Linked DNA regions of Homo sapiens: region 1 is linked to region 2. A link is an interaction called in ENCODE POLR2A ChIA-PET data of the cell type or tissue named here. Cell type or tissue: HepG2. All regions are shown on one strand.

The links. Peaks named below come from ENCODE experiments on the same cell type or tissue, not always from the same donor. Only the 100,000 strongest peaks of a DNase experiment are listed, where the experiment ranks them.
Region 1: POLR2A ChIA-PET joins it to region 2 with 9 read pairs; 2 of 35 experiments call an interaction of 5 or more read pairs at or near these places.

The regions. Positions count from the first base shown.
Region 1 is chrX:132,386,007-132,388,506 of GRCh38, forward strand. MBNL3 (muscleblind like splicing regulator 3) reads right to left here. Exons shown (of 9, transcript NM_001386889.1): 6 at 655-805. The region is part of intron 2 of RAP2C-AS1 (RAP2C antisense RNA 1); the gene reads left to right. Among named protein-coding and RNA genes, the nearest start is that of MBNL3, 100 kb to the right of the region's middle. In HepG2, no CTCF peak of the experiment used is centred here; no DNase peak of the experiment used is centred here.
Region 2 is chrX:132,481,497-132,483,996 of GRCh38, forward strand. The region is part of intron 1 of MBNL3 (muscleblind like splicing regulator 3); the gene reads right to left. Among named protein-coding and RNA genes, the nearest start is that of MBNL3, 6.3 kb to the right of the region's middle. In HepG2, no CTCF peak of the experiment used is centred here; DNase peaks (open chromatin) are centred at 1,335 and 2,245; H3K4me3 peaks cover 1,010 bases.

The sequences.
Region 1 (2,500 bases), 95 kb before region 2:
AGTTTCCCCCCAATATATGATATCTAATTGAACAAATTTCTGGCTTAACATTTTCTGTTCAATTTCATGTAAAACAGGCTATTAAATATAGCTGAATGTAGGAGATAACAAAATATGCTGCAAAATGTCAGAAAATATAAACTGCTATGTATTTTATATTAACTGATTCAGGAGTTACAGGCTAAAACTATCTGTTTAATCTATATTATACTATATTATGCACTTAGGGTAGTTTTATTTTAACTACCTTTGGCATATCAAAGACATATTGACAACGCATTTCCATAATATCGAAGCTGGGAGTTTTTGCCTTTTTATTTGACAGCACTCTACTGTCTGTGACAGTGATACCTAAGAGTCAAGGAATTAGTTTGAGACTGAACCAAGTGAATTAATCATAAGCAAAAACCAACAAATGCTAAAAAGAAAAATGTTGATACTTTTTCCTAGTTTGATTTCAAACCATGAATTTTCATGAATTATAGAAAAACAAGTAGTTCTAGATACTAGCAGATAAGCATAACTTCCTTGTTTTATTTTTAATCAAAATACATGTCGACAGTCCTCCTATACAAGCTCTTTGAAAGCTGTTTTGCATTGTATACATTCACAACATCACCAAACTCGCTGCAGTGCCTAGAGCTGTGTTCTCACCTGCAGGGATAAATGCCGGCTGTGGGAGCTGCAGGTTAGTCAGAGCCTGTTGGCAGTGGAAAACAGTGGGATTAAAGACCGGGGTGGCACCATTGGGCTTTTCCAGTGCTGATCTCTTTGGTATCAGTTGCAGTGTACCAGGCTGCAGGGCCTGTGGGGGGAGAGATGGTACTAGTACTAGAGAAAGTAACAAATGTACTCAAACCAAGCAAGCACCAGTCATATAAGGTATTTCCTGGGAATCCTCCGTAAGGGTATGCATTGGGCAAGACACTGGATAAGCAGTGGCCCCACAGCAAGGTAACCAAATGTAGAGATAAGGGGGTTCACAGCCGTGTACAGTGGCTCACGCCTGTAATCCCAGCACTTTGGGAGGCTGAGACCAGCAGATTGTTTGAGCTTAGGAGTTTGAGACCAGCCCGGGCAATATGGCAAAACCCCATCTCTGAAAAAATAGAAAAAGTAGCCAGGCATGGTGGTGCATGCCTGTGGTCCCAGCTACTTGGGAGGCTGAGACAGGAGGATTGCTTGAGCCCAGGACGTCAAGACTGCAGTGAGCTGAGACCACACCACTGCACTCCAGCCTGAGTGACAGAGCAAGAGCCTGTCTCAAGAAAAAAAAAAAAAAAAAAAGAGGTAGTCCAACTACATGAGCAGTAGTGCAAAACAAAAAAAAATGCAAAAAAAAAAAAAGGTTTTCAACTTCACTAATTTAGACCTCATTTGGGCAGGATATGACAGAAAGCTACTACAGTAAACAATCATTTATAATTAATATCTCAGGGATACTCATCTATGAATCTATAAAAATGAGATTAGCAGAAGCAACAGATATAGCAGGAAAGAGATTTCTGCCTGTTAAAACTCCAATACAGATCTAGGACATAAATGGCATATAGGTGATAAAACAGATGTTGGTAGATCAGAGTCTGACACTGTCACCCCATAAAATAAAATCCAGTTTATACAAAGACTTCAGGTTCAAGTCCTATAATTATATATTTCCTAACTAACATGTAAGGAAAAAGCAAATGAATATTTCCTCCCCCACGACCTACCTCACGCAGGTACTATGTAGATAGTTAGCAAAATATATGCAGTTCTTATTTATAGAGGCTTGCTGTCCATTTCGGTATGTACCATTTGCTTTGTTAAGTTCTTGTAAGGTTTAATTCTAAAACCTATTAGCATTTTTAAACCATCCTTTCATGTCTACAGTTCTTTCAAAATCCCACTGTGCTTATAATACTCCGTGAAACTTGCCCCTGGATCAGATTCTTTGGAGAAGTTTAACATTACTTTACATTTTTTTTTTCTCAGCAAATTGCACGTTACTTAAAAAACATGTCCCAGCAACAACAATTAGGTATGCTCCAAATTCTTAAGGAAACAGGAATGCTTGTGTTGAGTAACTATCCTACCATGTGTCCAAAAGGGTAATGCCATGACCTCGTTCCTGTGGATAACAAAGGTCTCAAGGTATCTCTATTTTCTTTTGGGAACTCTACTGTCAGTGCACACACTGTGACAGATCTGCTTTTCATTTCACCTAAATAAAGAAAAGCATGCTAGAAGAGTGAGATAAAATAAACTGAGTAGCTTTAGAGATATAAAATTTCCAAATTTATCCCAGCAGACCAGATGGCAAAGGTCAGTACTAAAATCATAAACCATAAAACAAAATCTATCATTTCGAATGCCTTTTATTACCATTGGGAGAAAATGGTTTTGCTGAACATTTTAACTAAGACAGAAGACCTACTTATCTGGTTGTTAAAAAGATTTCCCTTTGGTATAAACGGGGAGTGTCCCCTTCTCTCTCTTGAAAGTTGGCAGCATGGTATGA
Region 2 (2,500 bases):
TGGAGACTACAATATCCCAGAAATCTAGCTTCTTAGAGTTTCTCTCATCATCATCATCATTGTCATCCCACAAAATGACTTGTGCAAGTTCAAAGTATGTGCATGAGAGTTCTCTAAATCAAATCACATTTTAGATCCTTTTATGATGTGATGATGATGATGATCACACTCTTCACAAAATATGGAGGTAGTCTTGTCTTTTTTTCAGCACTGTGAAATGCCAAGCCCTAGGACACATCTTTCTAGCCTATCCACTTTTCAATCACAAAAGAGCTTTGGAGGGGGAGTTTCAGTTAGAAAGCAAAAGCATTCTGCCCTGGTATTGTTGCTGCACTGAATCTCAGCGCATCTATATGAATTCCCCAGCAAAACCAGGTTATTAAACATGGGGTAGAGGGGCAACTTGCGAGTCAGTCAAAAGTCCCACCAAAACATGGATAAACCTGGAGGACATTGTGTTACATGAAATAAACCAGGCACAGAAATACAAATACTGCATGTTCTCACTCATATGTGGAAGCTGAAAGAGTTGATCTCATAGAAGCAGTGAGTAAAACAGTGGTAACTAGAGCCTGGGAAGGGTGGGGGTTGGGGAATAGCCAAAGGCTGGTTAATGGACACAAAACTATAGCCACATAGTGGGAATAAACTGTAGTGCTTTACAGCACCGTTGGGTGATGATAATAACAATTTAGTTTATGTTTTCAAATAGCTAGAAGAGAGGATTTTGAAAGTTCCCAACACAAAGAAATGACAAATGTTTGAGGTGATGGATATGCTAAATACCCTGATTTGATCATTACACATTGTATGCATGTATTGAAATATCACATTCTACCCCGTAAATATTACAATTATTGTCAATTAAAAATATACATATAAGTTTATAAAAAGAACTCCCAGACCCTCCCTCTAGTCAATCCACAGGCTTTAGCCCTTCCTCCTCATTTAGATGGGTAACACTGATTTTCAACTCATCTTCTATGGCGAGCGGGACCTACCCTGAACTTAAGTTTAGAGGCAGACATGGAGCCCTTCACTGCTCATACTGGTCTCCTCCCTGGTTCTGATGTCATGTCTAAATGTCGTGATGACCATTTACCTAAGGCCTCAAATTCACAAACTGCCTCACATGCAGATGTTTAACACTATCTCCAGATCAGGTTATGTATTTTGACCCTACATTTTCATTTGCATTACAATGTTAATTTAATAAATGTAAACATATAAAGTACACCACAAAAAAGTCCCGCCAAAATCCAAGGTCTTTCTCAAAAAAGGCCCTCCCTTGACGAGCCTGTCAATCTGAGTCTGGCCTTGACCCTGGCTTCAGAAAGCGAGCAGAGTGCATATTGACACAGCCTCAGCCTCTGTCTGCAGCTGAGGCCGCTGCTATAGGCATTCATGAAACATATCAGATTACACAGGCATGGTACCCCAGTCCCTCCCTAATGATTTTATTGGGAAGTCCTTAAATATAAAATGTAACTCTATAACATGTACTATGTTTCACTTCATATATCTGGGTGAGCTAATAAGGTTTCTCTTCATGTTGTCCAATTACTTAGGGGAAAATGCTGACATAAAGGAGTTGGGAGTTTAATTTTTTCTCAAAATCACTTCTGAAAGAAATGCCCCCATCCTTTCTTCAGGATCCTCATGGATCACAGACAGCAAACAATTTTTAAAATATCAATGTACCCTTTAACAAAACAGCACCCCCAACTGGGCCATTATCAAGTGCCTACTTTTCAGAGGACGAATACAAACTCTTCACTTGGGTACTGAGGTTAAATGTGATCCCCACCTCTGTGCCATGGGTCTTGTTGAATTTGTCATTACATATTTTAAATGGAACTCAGAAAAACCAGTGTATAGTATATGAATCCAACCTTAAAGCAACCACCTTAATATTATATATTGTGACAATCCCATTTTCCCCATTGGTAAATTAAGTAAGGAATTATTTCACGAGATACATGTCCAGTTAATATTCTACAGGGTGCTTTTGTTTTGTGTTGTTTTGCTTTCCTGCGTAGAAGCTGAGTACTACAAAACAAAAGGTGAAATGTAAGCTCTCTGGTTCTTTCACTCTTTCATTTTGCTAATAGACTACCCCTCCCATGCCACTCTCCAACATAACCTCTTGTTTGGTTACTTTGTACTGCCACATAAGGAGAAATTGCAAGCGCTAAACCTAAAGACTGATTATCCTCTGGGCACAAAAGATGATTGTGGTGGATCTGAAATGACAGCTCTTGTCTCTTCTACTGTGTGGACTTTGCTTTCTGTACACAATAAAAAGAGGCACTATTCATACCTGTATCTTGGTAAGTAAAAACCTATGCAAATCCAGCCTCTAAATGGGCAATCAACATCTGACTGAAAATGAGACAGCTCCCAGTGTCCTTTTTGGATTTTGTCTGTAACTTCATCACTTCCTAAACTATACATGACAGGAGGCATCAGAGTCACAGTATTTCTGATTTTTTTTTTAAAT